2 separate regions of the Homo sapiens genome follow, and region 2 is linked to region 1. A link is a loop called in an ENCODE intact Hi-C map of the cell type or tissue named here. Cell type or tissue: PC-3. All regions are shown on one strand. Each heading gives the region's core, and the rest is flanking DNA. Links, peaks and the distances in the headings are about the cores only.

The links. A loop is a pair of places that touch in the nucleus more often than their neighbours do. Peaks named below come from ENCODE experiments on the same cell type or tissue, not always from the same donor. Only the 100,000 strongest peaks of a DNase experiment are listed, where the experiment ranks them.
Region 2: it touches region 1 in a loop (14-fold over the local background); 1 of 110 quality-filtered maps calls a loop at or near these places.

What each region holds. Positions count from the first base shown.
Region 1 is chr1:61,537,115-61,545,139 of GRCh38, reverse strand. No RefSeq gene overlaps it. Among named protein-coding and RNA genes, the nearest start is that of TM2D1, 180 kb to the left of the region's middle. In PC-3, for the core only: no CTCF peak of the experiment used is centred there; a DNase peak (open chromatin) is centred at 4,859; H3K27ac peaks cover 4,269 bases.
Region 2 is chr1:61,624,104-61,632,128 of GRCh38, reverse strand. No RefSeq gene overlaps it. Among named protein-coding and RNA genes, the nearest start is that of TM2D1, 97 kb to the left of the region's middle. In PC-3, for the core only: no CTCF peak of the experiment used is centred there; no DNase peak of the experiment used is centred there.

The DNA.
Region 1 (8,025 bases), core at 2,092-7,091:
AAGTTCAGAGCCCTAAACGCCTACATCAAAAAGTCTGAAAGAGCACAGACAGGCAATCTAAGGTCACACCTCAAGGAACTAGAGAAACAAGAACAAACCAAACCCAAATGCAGAAGAAAGGAAATAACCAAGATCAGAGCAGAATGAAATGAAATTGAAAGAAACAACAAAAAAAACCACAAAAGACAAATGAAACAAAAAGCTAGTTCTTTGAAAAGATAAATAGAATTGATAGATCATTAGCAAGATTAACCAAGAAAAGAAGAGAGGAAATCCAAATAACCTCACTAAGAAATGAAACAGGAGATATTACAACTGACACCACAGAAATACAAAAGATTATTCAAGGCTACTATTAACATCTTTACACACATAAACTAGAAAACCTAGAAGAGATGGATAAATTCCTGGGAAAATATAACCCCCCTAGCTTAAATCAGGAAGAATTAGATACCCTGAACAGACCAATAACAAGCAGCAAGATTGAAATGGTAATTTAAAAATTACCAACAGAAAAAAAAGTCCAGGATCAGACGGATTCACAGCAGAATTCTACCGGACAGTCAAAGAAGAATTGGTACAAATCCTCTTGACACTATTCCACAAGACAGTGAAAGAAAGAACCCTCCCTAATTCATTCTAAGAAGCCAGCATCACCTTAATACCAAAACCAGGAAAGAGGATAATAAAAAGGAAAACTATCAAACGATGTCCTTGATGAACATAGATGCTAAAATCCTTAACAAAATACTAGCTCACTGAATTCAACAACATATCAAAAAGATAACCCACCATGATCAAGTGGGTTTCATACCAGGGATGCAGGGTGGTTTAACATACGCAAGTCAATAAATGTGATACACCACATAAAGAGAATTAAAAACAAAAATCACACGATAATCTCAATAGATGCAAAGAAAGCATTTGATAAAATCCAGCATCCCTTTATGATTAAAACTCTCAGCAAAATCAGCATACAAGGGACATACCTTAATGTAATAAAAGCCATCTATGACAAACCCACAGCCGATATAATACTGAATGGGGAAAAGTTGAAAGCATTCCGTCTGAGAACTGGAACAAGGCAAGGATACCCACTCTCACCACTCCTCTTCAACATAGTACTGGAAGTCCTAGCCAGGGCAATCAGACAAGGGAAAGAAATAAAAGGCATCCAAATTGGTAAAGAGAAAGTCAAACTGTCACTGCTTGCTGATAATATGATCATTTACCTTGAAAACCCTAAAGACTTCTCCAGAAAGCTCCTAGAACTGGTAAAAGAATTCAGCAGCAAAGTTTCTGGATACAACATTAATGTACACAAATCAGTAGCTCTCCTGTACACCAACAGCAACCAAGCAGAGAATTAAATCAAGAACTCAACCCCTTTTATAATAGCTGCAAAATAAATAAATAAATAAATAAATAAATAAATAAAACACTTAGGAATATACCTAACAAAGGAGCTGAAAGACCTCTACAAGGAAAACTACAAAACACTGATGAAAGAAATCATAGACAACATGAACAAATGGAAACACATCCCATGCTCATGGATGGGTAGAATCAATGTTGTGAAAATGACCATACTGCCAAAAGCAATCTACAAATTCAACACAATCCCCATCAGAATACCACCATAATTCTACAGAGAATTAGAAAAAAACAATTCTAAAATTCATGTGGAACCAAAAAAGAGCCCACATAGCCAAAGCAGGACTAAGCAAAAAGAACAAATCTGGAGGCATCACACTACATGATTTCAAACTATACTATAAGGCCACAGTCACTAAAACAGCATGGCACTGGTATAAAAGTAGGCACATAGACCAATGGAACAGAATAGAGAACCCAGAAATAAACCCAAATACTTACAGTCAACTGATCTTCGACAAAGCGAACAAAAACACGAAGTGGGGAAAGGACACCCTTTTCAACAAATGGTACTGGGATACTTGGCTACCCACCTGTAGGAGAATGAAAGTGGATCTTCATCTCTCACCTTATACAAAAATTAACTCAAGATGGATTAAGGACTTAAATCTAAGACCTGAAACTATAAAAATTCCAGAAGACAACACTGGAAAAACCCTTCTAGACATTGGCTTAGGCAAGGATTTCATGACTAAGAACCCGAAAGCAAATGCAATAAAAACAAAGATAAATAGCTGGGACCTAATTAAACTAAAGAGCTTTTGCATGGCAAAAGGAACAGTCAGCAGAGTAAACAGGCAACCCACAGAGTGGGTGAAAATCTTCACCGTCTATACATCTGACAAAGGACTAATATCCCGGATCTACAACAAAATCAAACAAATCAGTAAGAAAATAACAAACAATCCCATCAAAAATCGGCCAAGGACATGAATAGACCGTTCTCAAAAGAATGTATACAAATGGCCAACAAACATGAAAAAATGCTCAGCATCACTAATGATCAGGGAAATGCAAATCAAAACCACAATGCTAAAATCCTTAACAAAATACTAGCTAACTGAATCCAACAATGTATCTTCTGCAAGAATGGCCATAATCGAAAAATAAAAAAAACAGTAGATGTTGCTGTGGATGCAGTGAACAGGGAACATTTCTACACTGCTGCTGGGAATGTAAACTAGTACAGCCACTATGGAAAACAGTGTGGTGATTTCTTAAAGAAAGTAGAACTACCATTTGATCCAGCAATCCCACTACTGGGTATCTACCCAGAGGAAAATAAGTCATTATTTGAAAAAGATACTTGCACACACATGTTTATAGCAGCACAATTCACAATTGCAAAATTGTGGAACCAACCCAAATACCCATCAATCAATGAATGGATAAAGAAACATATATATATATGATGGAATACTACACAGCCATAAAAAGGAATGAATTAACACCATTTTCAGTGACCTGAATGAGATTGGAGACTATTATTCTAAGTGAAGTGACTCAGGAATGGAAAACCAAACATCGTATGTTCTCACTGATATGTGGGGGCTAAGCTATGAGAATGCAAAGGCATAAGAATGATAAAATGGACTTTGGGGACTTGGGGGGAAGAGTGGGAGAGGGGCAAGAGATAAAAGACTACAAATATGGTGCAGTTTATACATAGGTGATGGGGTGCACCAAAATCTCACAGATCACCACTAAAGAATTTACTCATGTAACCAAATACCACCGGTACCCCAACAACTTATGGACAAATAAAATAAATAAATAAAAATATCTAAAAGGGCATAATTGAATTGTTTGTAACACAAAGAATAAATGCTTGAGGTGATGGATATCCCATTTACCCTGATGTGATTATTATGCATTGTGTATCTGTATCAAAATATCAAATATCTCATGTACCCCAAAATATACACCTACCATGTACAAATTTTTTCAAACTTATATTCTTCATTTTATTTATAAGAACATAAAACCATGCAGTGAGCTGAGATCGCGCCACTGCATTCCAGCCTGGGCCACAGAGCGAGACTCCATCTCAAAAAAAAAAAAAAAAGAACATAAAACCATATCTATAAAAGGATATATTAATTGTAAGTAGAATAGCCACATAAGAATACTTAGCAATCCCTAGAAACAAAGAGGCAAAAAAGAAAAAAAAATACCTAGTGAATAAGATAATATTAATGATGACTATGTTCATTAAAATGTTCTACTTTCCATAATCCATCCCTTTGAATCTATTCTTCCACCTTCCAGCCTCCCTTCCTCTATCCTACAGAGTCCAGTGCCCAATCAGGACCTGGAACAAAAACACAATAAATCTTCCTTATATGCTGAAGTATGCATGTATCATTGTATTACTGCAGGCGTGAAACACTGTGAAGATTATTTTAGAAACTGCTAATTTTTTTTTTTTTTTGAGATGGACTCTCGCACTGTGGCCCAGCTGGAGTGTAGTGGCATGATCTTGGCTCACTGCAATCTCTGCCTCCCGGTTCAAGTGATTCTCCTGCCTCAGCCTCCCGAGTAGCTGGGATTACAGGTGCGTGCCAGCAGGCCCAACTAATTTTTGTATTTTTAGTAGAGATGGGTTTTCACCATGTTGGTCAGGCTGGTCTTGAACTCCTGACCTCAAGTATTCTGCCTGACTCAGCCTCCCAAAGTGCTGGGATTATAGGCGTGAGCCACTGCACCTGGCCAGAAACTACTAATTTATAAACAGAAATGATTACCGTGAATTTTCAGTTAATAGGAAAAATAGATTCACACTTAATGTAAATATTAAAAGAAAATATTAAGAGTGAACATTAGCTACTTTAGGAAAAGCATTGTAGATCTTTCTCCAAAAAAGTTTGTAAAAATTTAAGTGAAACACAGGAAAATAAAGATTAGATTAGCATTTATAACATTAAACAAAATCAACTTTACTGTATTTAATTTTTAATTATTTAATTCCATTTAGGCTGTGAGCCATTAAAAAAAAAAGGCCTATTTGGGATTTTTTTCACCTCCCAAGCATCCTTGAACTTACCCACTTCTCATCCCCAAGTCAGCCACACCCATCTCAGCACCATCAAGGGTAACTCTAACTATGAAATCAATTTTCCAGAAGTTACCCACAAAAATTTTAAAAATAAAAGAAATAGGTAGATAGGCATCACCATTCCTAATTGGTTTTTCCTGGAGGGTCAGAGAAGCCTGGATTCAGTACAATTCCTGTCGTAAATATGTGTTTCATAATGATATGAGTACAAGTTCTCATTACAACACAGCTAACGAGGGCCAGATCGGTTGTGGTCGAGTTATTAATATATTTGCCATTTTGTGAGCTACATCTTTGTAAATAAGCCAGGTTGTGGATTTAATTGGGGTCATTTGGGGGGCTTGGCATGGTGCAACAAGGTCACTCCGTTCACTCCTGTGGTTCTTTGTTAGTCATTTTGTGTCCCAAAGTGCTGCAAGCACGAAGAGGCCAGATCACATATTAGCTTTGGGAAACCGGCAGGCTTCCAAGCCACGCAATGCTGTATATGATTCAGGGTGTTGGAGATGATTTTCCTCAAACTTGCTATAGTTCTCTTCTCCTCTTACAAGTAGAAGGTCAGGGTAGGTTAGCATGGAAGAAAAAGAACCAGCTTTGGAGTCAGGCAGTTCTCTGCTCAAAGTGCAGCTCTGCCACTTATTTGCTATAACTTGAGAAAAGCTCTTTTAACCTTTCTGAGTCTCAGGTTTCTCATCTGCACAATGGGATTAGAACTTCCCTATGGGGTTAATGCTAGCACTAGCGAGATTGCATATGCAAAGACCTAATGCTAGCACGGTGCAGCAGCTTGCACCTGTAATCCTAGCACTTTGGGAGGCCGAGGCAGGTGGTGATCCAGGTGAGGTCAGGAGTTTGAGACCAGCGGTGAAACCCCATCTATACTAAAAATACAAAAATTAGCTGGGCATGGTTGTACGCATCTGTAATTCCAGCTACTCTGGAGGCTGAGGCAGGAGAATCACTTGATCACAGGAGGCAGAGGTTGCAGTGAGCTGGTACCATGCCATTGCACTCCAGCCTGGGTGACTCCAGAGGCTGAGGCAGGAGAATCGCTTGAACTCAGGAGGCGGAGGTTGCAGTGAGCTGAGATCGCATCATTGCACTCCAGCCTGGGTGACAAGAGCGAAACTGTGGCTTAAACAAACAAACAAACAAACAAAAAACAAAAAAAACCTAATGCCTATTACACGTTTAAAAAATGGTAGCAAAATATCTACCATTATTTTGGTAGGGACAAATAATAGACAATCGACAGTGATTTGCTAAACAAAGAGGAAATGAACACTTCAGAAAAATACATAGTTTTGGAAATGTGATGTTAATCAAGTAGGGAAATCAGGAAGAGATTAGCGAAAAAAAAGAATAAACTACATCCCGCCTTGTGCTGAGTGCTGTAGACATTTACAGAGCCCAAACAGACATGGCCTGTTGGATGTAGTGTGCTTGATCCTGTTGGATATGAGTGTTAAATACATATCAACCTGAAATAGTCAGTTTACAACACAGGTTGATGAGCAACAAATCATTGCCTGCCACATAATTCATAGTCTATAAATATTTGTCAAGTGGATGAATAAAGCCTATCCTCATCAAATAATGGGTTCTGTGGATTTAAGACTTGCAGAATGAAGGTGTAAGAATCTGGATGGACCTTTTCCCCAGAAAAACCATTTAACAAGTGAAAATTACAGATGACAATCATTTAAGTCTCTGAAAATTGTCCCAAAGGCATGCAGCAAATGGAGAAAGAGTCATTCAAGAAAAACCTATTAAATTATGGTAAAGACAGTGAGAGTCTGTGGCATTTGAGCCAGAATGCATCCCTTTACCCCTACCCAGAGCTTCATGCTAGAGTAGCTCTACTCCAGGCAGGTGAAGCCAAGAAGGCTGTGGCTGCCTCTCCACCCAGTCCTTAGCCTGGAGCTGCAGTTTCACCCAGAGAGGGTCAGGCTGCCATTTCTTATCTTCCCCAGTTCCATGCTGCAGAAGCTCTATTTTAAGCAGGCATGGCCAGAAGGATTGAGTTTCCAACCCCGACCCAGCCCTGACTCACAGGATGGAAGCTTTATTCCAGGTGCAAAGGCTGAGAACACTGGAGCCCTTTTGCTCCCACCTCAACTTGCCAGTAGGGTGGAGGTTCCATGCTAGCAGTGGCGAGAAACGATCAGGAGCTGCCACCTTGACCACTCTTAGAGTGGGATGCCATTTTGGTTAACACAGGTCCCTGTGCTCAGCTATGGTTCAGTGGTACAGGGGTTCTGCCCAGGGCAAAGACAGATCCTAAGTACCAAAGAGCCCTGCAGCTCTGCCTAAGAGAACTGACTTCATTTAGAACAGTGTGGAGAACTCCATATCTAAAGCCACTGTTGAAAACAATGGAGATCTTAGTGGAGGGCCGTTTAAAGCAGGCTGGAGTGCCATCATTTGTACAAGAAAAATGGCAGTACAGAGGCTTATTGGAGAGAAGCAGAGAAAGAGAAAACCAAGAAGAGCTCTCCTGGGACCACAGTCAATTCTGGGGTCAAGAGGGATGTGCCCATGGGTCAGGCTGTGCCTAGTCAAGAGCCATCAGAGCAGGATGCAGGACTGATTTGAAAGGATCTCCTGAGCTGCACATAGAGCCATTAACACAGGGCAGACAGTTTACTAGAACAAAGGATTTAAACATCACCTTTGACGGCTGATTGACAAGAAGCTACTCTGACCAAAGGGAAACTCCTAGAAAACCAGGTTTAAAAGTAAACTCACACTCACCTCTGGCCTTGTAGAACACTATGTGATTGCCTAGGGCTGCACCCTCTCAGGAGTGATTATAGAAGGAACCTCCAAGCTACTAGTCCCTTGCTGAATGTGGGGCAAAAAAAGTAAACTCCTGGAGTTGTAATAGAAATCTCCAGGCCACACACACATTCATTGGTAAAGGGGGAAAAAATCTAACTAGTGAAAGAGGTTAAACACAACTTTTGACCAATAAATGGTTTATGCCAACCCAGGAGTGACCTTTAGGTAGTCAGACTAAAAGATGAAAACAAACAGAAAAAAATCTGGGCAGGGGCATCAGAGGCTGCACATTGCAGCAGAAACAGAATGTGGAATTATTTCAGCCAAATCACCAAACAAATAAACAAACAATTTCTGGAGGGGATTGGTATTCAGAGCTGTTATATTAGCTAAGATGGCCAGTGTTTAACAAAAAATTACAAGACATGCAAAAACCAAGGGAAAAAAACAGGCCACAGAAATAGCCATTGAAGGGGTCTGTATAGTGGACTTAGCAGACAAAGACTTCAAAATAGCTATTAGAAAAACTCCTAGAATAAAACATAGAAGTAAATCTTTACAATTTTGGGTCAGAAAATAGTTTCTTAAATAAATCACCAAAAGCACAAACAGCAAAAGAATAGATAAGTTGAACTCCATTAAAATAAAAACTTTTGTGCTGTGAACAACATCATCGTAAAGGTGAAAAGACAACACAGAATGAGATCCAGTATTTGCAAATCATATATTTGGTAAAGGACCTATATCCAGAATGT
Region 2 (8,025 bases), core at 1,615-6,614, 87 kb before region 1:
CGCCCGCCTCAGCCTCCCAAAATGCTAGGATTACAGGCGTGAGCCACCATGCCTGACTTCAAATCTTATTTTTAATAGCTTATTGAATTACTTTAAGGTGAACATTCTTGTAACCAACGAGTCAAGAAATTCAAGTTTACCAGCCACCCCAGAAACCCCTAAGTGCCACATCCCAATCGCAGCTCTCTCTTTCCCTTCAAAAGTAACAACGATCTTAAATTCTATGAAGTGATCAGTTCCTTGCATTTTTAAAGCTTTTATCACCTAAGTGTGCATCATTAAATATTATAGTTTAATCATGCCCATTTTAAAATTTATATGTTTCAGTCATTTTTAACCTAAGCCTCCTTCTCTGTGCCTCCTTTTTTTTTCTTACAATTTATACCAGCCTATTTGAACTGTAGAGTTTCCCAAAGTCTTAAATCTTTCCCAACATCTTACAGTTTTAAATTGCATATGCATGGAGCAATTCAATGTGTTTCTCTAACCTCTGATTTTCTGTAAGTTGGCAGCTGGATCCAGAGGCTTGATTGGACTCAAATTCAATTCCTCTGGCAATACGATAGGCAATGTTCTTTCATCAGAAGGCATATAATATCTATCTGATTTTTGCTCTTTTTGTGATTTTAGCAGCAAGTGATGCTCAAGGCCTAGACTCATTTATTTATTAGAGGTTTTAAAATTGTGACTTTCTATCACTTTGTTTTCATATGAGCTGAAATAATTTTATAAAGAGACCCTTCTCTTTATGCACCATGTGGTTAGCCAGTTCATATGGAATAGGCAAGGTAAAGGCTTCTTTCTTTTAATTCTGAAGGAAGTGAATTGGATTCCTTTTTATCCTCACAAGGTGAGCAATTCATTGCTTTTCCCTTTAATATTATTATAAACTCATGGATTTAAACATATTTGATGAACTTTAATCTATTGCAGTTTTTACTGAAGCTGAAATTGTCCCATCTTTGGTCAATAGGAGCCTCTTCAAGTTGCCTCCTGAATCTTTCTGGCATGATCCCAGGGGTCTTTGATAGCTTCCTTGCCATCTGGCATGTCAACATGTTCAAGGCACATCTTGTAAGCCATTTCTCCAAAAATCCACGCTTTCTTTAAATGGGAAATGGTATTTCAAAACCACAGTCTGGGCCCAAGGGAAGCTCATTATTACTGGGGTGATCGTGGTTTCTAGTTTGTACTGATATTTCCAATTTAGATGCAGGCTATAGGGTTTGTTTTACCTAACCTCTTCTATGCTACACCTGTATCTCCTTTCTTCCACACCGAGAATCCTGCTACTCAAGGACAAGATAGAAGTAGAATATCCTATAATTATCTATTTGCTTTGTCCCACATGACACATATAATAGTCTCAGAATAGCAATACTAGTACTACCATCATGAATGATGATTACCGAAAGCGTAACTGAAAAATACTTTTATTTTGCCTATGCTATTTCCATCTCCCTCATTTTAATGGTTTTTGTATATCTAGCTTGCCAGATTATGTAGACATATAATGTAATCCCTCCCTTTTAACCCTTATTTAGTCTTAGTTATGCAATTGAATATACATCTAATACCCACCATTAGTTCTTATGTCAATGACTCTCCAATCATTTGGTGGTCTGAAGCTTGCTAGCTAGTATGGTGCTATCCCATAGAATTTTCTGTGATGATGGAAATGCTCCATATCTATACTGTCCAGTGTGGTAGCCATTAGCCACATGCAGCTGTTAAGCACTTGGAATATAGCTAGTTTGACTGAAGAATTGAATTTTTATTTATTTATTTTTTTTGAGACAGAGTCTCGCTCTGTCACTAGGCTGGAGTGCAGTGGTGTGATCTCAGCTCACTGCAACCTCTGCCTCCCGGGTTCAAGCGATTCTGCTGCCTCAGCCTCCCGAGTAGCTGGGACTACAGGCGTGTGCCACCACACCCCGCTAATATTTTGTATTTTTAGTAGAGATGGGGTTTCACTGTATTAGCCAGATGGTCTCGATCTCCTGACCTTGTGATCCGCCCACCTCAGCCTCCCAAAGTGCTGGGATTACAGGCATGAGCCACTGCGCCCGGCAAGAATTGAATTTTTAATTTTACTTCATTTAGTTCATTCAAATTAAAATATAAATAGCCACATGTGGCTAGTAGCTACCGTATTGGTCAGCTCAGAGGTAGTAGGTTTCTTAGGAAGGGTTCATGGGAACAATATTCCTTGAGTTCTTGCATGTTAACAGTTTGCCTGCTCCTTTTATATTTATAGGTCTGTTTTGCTGTATATAAAATCCTTGGCTCACATTTTCTTTCTTTTAGGATCTTAAGTACGTTACTCCATTTTCTTCTGGCATAAAAAGTTACTGTTGAAAAATCTGATGATAATATAATTTTTTTCCCTTTGAGTCATGTGCACTATTTGCCTAGAAGCCTGAAAGATTTTTTTTTCTTTTTTCTTAAAGCTCAGTCATTTTACTAGAATATGACTTAATGCTTCAGTAGACACTTCGTCACATTGACCAGAGATGATAATTTTATTAATTGTGAATGCCACTGCATGACATGGATTACCTAGAATCCCACTTTTCATTGACAAAGAGTTGAGCATTTTTTCCAGTCCACAGACACGGCCAAAAATCAATCTCCAAATCCAATCTTTGAGATCTTAGGGTCTATGTCCTGGTACCATTTTCTGTATCAGTCAGTGTCCAGTCAGGAGACAGAAACCACATCAATAATTACAACAGAGAATATTTATTTACTGATTTTTTTGAGATGGAGTCTTGCTCTGTCGCCCAGGCTGGAGTGCAGTGGCGCAATCTTGGCTCATCGAAACCTGCGCTTCCTGGGTTCAAGTGATTCCCCTGCCTCAGCCTCCCCAGTAGCTGGGATTACAGGCGCCTGCCATCACGGCTGGCTAATTTTTGTATTTTTAGTAGAGATGGGGTTTCACCGTGTTGGCCAGGCTGGTCTCAAACCCCTGACCTCAAGTGATCTGCCCACTTTTGCCTACCAAAGAGCTGGGATTACAGGCGTGAGCCCCCACACCCAGGTGAGAATTTATTATAAAAGAGAGGGCTGGGCGCGGTGGTTCACGCCTGTAATCCCAGCACTTTGGGAGGCCGAGGCGGGTGGATCACAAGGTCAAGAGATCGAGACCATCCTGGCTAACACGGTGAAACCCCGTCTCTACTAAAAATACAAAAAACTAGCCGGGCGTGGTGGCGCATGCCTGTAATCCCAGCTACTTGGGAGGCTGAGGTGAGAGAATGGTGTGAACCTGGGAGGCGGAGTTTGCAGTGAGCCGAGATCATGCCATTGCCCTCCAGCCTGGGTGACAGAGCAAGACTCCATCTCAAAAAAAATAAATAAAAAAAAGAGAGAGAGACAGTAATGATATAAATGGCACAACCATTTTAGATCTTTTACTAAGCACACAGTGTGCTCTTTCAGTAAGCAATTTCAAATATTGTTATTTTTTATTTAAGGAAAGACTTCAGTATCTGATCTGTTCCCCTGCTTTGGGTTGCTTCAGGTACTCCTGTGATCCATATGTTGGATTTTATCTGCCCATCATCAACATTAGTCACTTTCTCTTGACTTTATTTTTCCTCATTAATTTTTTATTGTAAAATTTTTCCTTCCTTCTACCCCCCAGTTTTAAGGCATTACTTGTCATGTTTATTTGCTTTTATTTTTCCCCTTTGGTAATCTTCACTTTATAAAAAAGTTTTTTCCTTTTATTGGTAATTTTTCCTTGAAGTCTGTTATGTCATTTCTGAGTTTTTTCTAATTGTGATTTGTTATTTTATTTATATTGTATTATTTTCTTAATATTTTTCAGCTCATTTTAAAATAGTATGTAATAGTTTGGGTTTTTTTTTTTTTTTTTTGAGACAGAGTCTTGCTCTGTCACCCAGGCTGGAGTGCAGCGGCGCAATCTCAGCTCACTGCAACCTTCACCTCCTGGGTTCAAGCAATTCTCCTGCCTCAGCCTTCCAAGTTGATCTGTTTTTGAGCATGACTTTCAGATATGCTTTCATTGTCTATAGCGATATTATTCTGTTCCGTCTTTTCCTCTCCTTCTCTTCTCCTTCTGCTTTTTCTTTTTCTTTTTCTTCACCTTTTAATAGAAACCTTGTATGGTATTTGATTTTGATACTTTGTTTGTTACTCATTTTAATGTAAATTTGGTTTTGGTTTTATTGAACTTTAAAAAAGATGTTTGTTTGAGATTTTTTTTTTTTCACTTTACAAAGGCTCTCTCTTTTCTTTTTTTTTTCTTCTTTCTTTTTTTTTTCATTTTTTCCCTGAGATTTCCTGGCTCTGTTCCCCTCCTGCACTTCGATCTGGACCTTCTTTTTCATTTAACTCTGTTGCTCCTACCCTGCCCCTCTCCTATTTCACTCCCAGAAGTTTATCCTGTGTGGTTCTGTTCTGGAAGGAAGCCTTGTTGGGCCTGTTTGAAGGGTTCAGAGGGATTTGACTGCTCCAGCCACTTAAAGGCCTTACTCCTTACACTCAGCCACTATTGGAATTTCTACTGCTATTCTCAAATCAGCCCGCTGCACTTGAAGTCAGTATCTGTTGCCTTATTGGGGAATTCTCAGTCCATCAGTTGCATCATTGTTGCTTTCCTCTGATTTCTCCAACACAGATGCTGATAACGTGTACATCTTGTTGTTACTGTTGGTCTTTTTTTCCCCCACCCATTTGTGTTTTGGGGTTTGTGGGGATACCTCATCACTTAGCTTTGTTGTAAATATTGGTTGTGTTTGGTTTTATACCAATTTTTTCTGTACGTTTTTATGGGAAGATTCAGCAAGATCTAAAACTATGCTGTCACTGCTGCCCCTATCTTCACCTTTTGAGTTTTTGACAGTGGTATTTATACATAATCCCTCAGGGATGTGATATTGTTTTTGATTCCCTGCTTGGTTCACTTCACTTGTCCCTTCCTTCCATGATAAGGAAATCAGCGTGGAGATTCTACCACTTGCCAAAATGGTATTCCAAATTTGTGTTCTGGAATGGGAAAATAACCACAGAATGGGTTCACGAACCCTCTTGGCCAAGATGGAGTCTGGCCAAAACTGCATGTATCACTTGACCCTCCTAAGTCCTTACTTCTACTAATGGATCACAGTTGCCTTTTGTGTCCCTAGGGGTAACACTGTCTAAGAACCAGTGTCCAGTAATACTCCCAAAGTCTAGATATTTCCTTTTCCCCAGTGCACAATTACCCTGGCAAATACCTTTGATTTTCTTAAGGAGACAAGAAGTTTACAATTCATACTTGGGACAGTGCCATAGGATCCTTCCTCATGGATATCTGGCTTCTTTATTCAGTGGGATCAAAAGTAAATTGGATCAGTTTCTGGAAATTGGGTAAGGAAATCTGACTTTTCATTGAGAGAACTCAAATCAGTCCACCACTTTTAGGACTTTTTTTTCTTGACATTTTTTCTGTCCATCTCTTTCAATCCTAGGAAGACCATAATACATAACCTCATTCTTGAGGGTCAAAACATTCTGATTACCACTATATTCCTGCCACTTACATGGGAGACAATTACTGCTGCCATTTGTCCTCTGCCACTCCAGAATCCTATCATCACAACTGAACTCAGACAGCCTGTTTCTACAGCAGTATCTCCTACATAAGACAGCCCTACCAGCTGGGCGCAGTAGCTCATGCTGGTAATCCTAACACTTTGGGAGGATTGCTTGAACCCAGCCGTTCAAGACCAGCCTGGGCAACGTGGTGAGACACCATCTTTACAAAAGATAAAAAAATATTAGCTGGGTGGCTGGGCACGGTGGCTCACGCCTGTAATCCCAGCACTTTGGGAGGCCGAGATGGGTGGATCATGAGGTCAGGAGATCAAGACCATCCTGGCTAACACGGTGAAACCCCGTCTCTACTAAAAATACAAAAATTAGCTAGGCGCAGTGGCAGGCGCCTGTAGTCCCAGCTACTGGGGAGGCTGAGAAAGGAGAATGGCGTGAACCCAGGAGGCAGAGCTTGCAGTGAGCCCAGATCATGCCACTGCACTCCAGCCTGGGCAACAGAGTGAGACTCCATCTCAAAAAAAAAAAAAAAATTAGCTGGGTGTGGTGGTGCCTATATTCCCAGCTACTTTTGAGGCTGAGGTGGAAGGATTACTTGAGCTTGGGAGGTTGAGGCTGCAATGAAACATGATCACACCACTGCACTCCAGCCTGGGTGACACAGCAAGACCTCATCTCAAAACAAAAACAAAAACAAAAACAAAAAACCTTGGCAATCACTGTATTGTTTTAAAGGATATTGGTGCTTGAACCACAGATGTACTTCTCTGTGTCTTAGTGAAGGGAGCACATTCTTTGGTCTCTTTTGGCCAACACGGAAGGTGAATGAACAGGTCATGCATAGTATTTCCATTTTAACATTATTAACTCCCCAAGTCTTTGGATTTTTTTTTTGCCTCTACATTATGTCAAGGAATTTTTGATAACACTTAGGGTAGGCCTCTTTTGAAACCAGATTTCATTTGATCTTCTTGAATTAGATAACTGAATTCTCTTGAATTAGATCACTGAATTCAAAATCTAGCAAACGAATCCATGATGATAATAATCCCTTCTGTTTGATCTAGCCTTTCCCCTATATGGGTCCATGATCACACATATTCCCTGGGCTTCTAGAGCTATAAATAAGCAGGAAATTGCAAATATTTAAATAGCTAAACTTTCTTGTCTCCCTGAGGCATGATGGGATTTGGCTTTTTTTAATAGGTCACAAGACAATGATAATTGTTGTGGTGGAACATGAAGATATTTGGCATCTTCTTGAAGGTAACTATCTCGGGGAGGTCACTGCAGGGTCTCCACGCAAAGCAGAACTGGCATGATTGGGTGGGGAAGAAGGGTTGCTTCTGCTGGTGAGCAAGGCACAGTGGATATTGGGGGCTCCAAGGACTCATATTCATCTGAATTTGCGCAACTGTTCTCATTTCAGTTCTCAAAGTTCCACTCTTTCTTAACCAAAGTCTAACTTGCACATAGAAGACCCAGTGAGGCTGTGAATTCAATTTAATTTGTGATTTAAAACTCGCATGATCAGCTTTGGCATCTTACTTTTGGACATCATCCCATTCAGTTTAAGAGATTAGAGATTGTTTGATGGCAGTTACAGAAACTCTCCAATCTTCTAATTTTGCCTTGAGCTTAGAATTTAAAGAAACGTAAAGGCCTGAGCCTTTCTTTAAGCTCTTCGGGGACTCAGAAGTATTCAGCCTGCCCCGTAGTCCTTGGTTGCCCCATTCTTGCCATACTGATACACCAAAAGGCATGCTTCAAGAGGCACTTAATGTAAGCCCACCAGCAGTGTGACAGTGTAAATAACTCTTTGCAACTGTGCCACAGGCTGCCAGTTTCCCATTTTTCAGTGGCAATTGAATCAGCCCTGCCTTCAAACCCAACCAAATCAGATAACCATTCCCAAATCCTTGTTGGTGACTCTGCTGTCTATAACTACTTACAGTCTCACAAACTTTATTAGTCAGGGCTCAGTATAGGAGATAGAAAACACTCTAGGCTTTTGAAGCATTAGCAGATTTTATATAATTAGAGGATTTTATATAAGAAATGAGGGCCAGGTGTAGTGGCTCATGCCTGTAATCCCAGGACTGTGGGAGGCCAAGGCAGGCAGATCATGAGGTCAGGAGTTTGAGACCAGTCTGGCCAACATGGTGAAACCCCGTCTGTACTAAAAATACAAAAATTAGCCAGGCGTGGTGATGCATGCCTGTAATCCCAGCTATTCGGGAGGCTGAGGCAGGAGAATTGCTTGAACTTGGGAGGTGGAGGTTGCAGTGAGCCGAGATCATACCACTGCACTCCAGCCTGAGCAACAGAGCAAGACTCCATCTTGAAAAAAGAAAAGAAAAGAAAAGAAATAAATGAGGTGCCTTAAAAATGGTTGGAAATACTAGAGTGGCATGAATCCGGAGACCACTACTGTAACTATTCAGCTCAGTGCGCATCATCATAGAT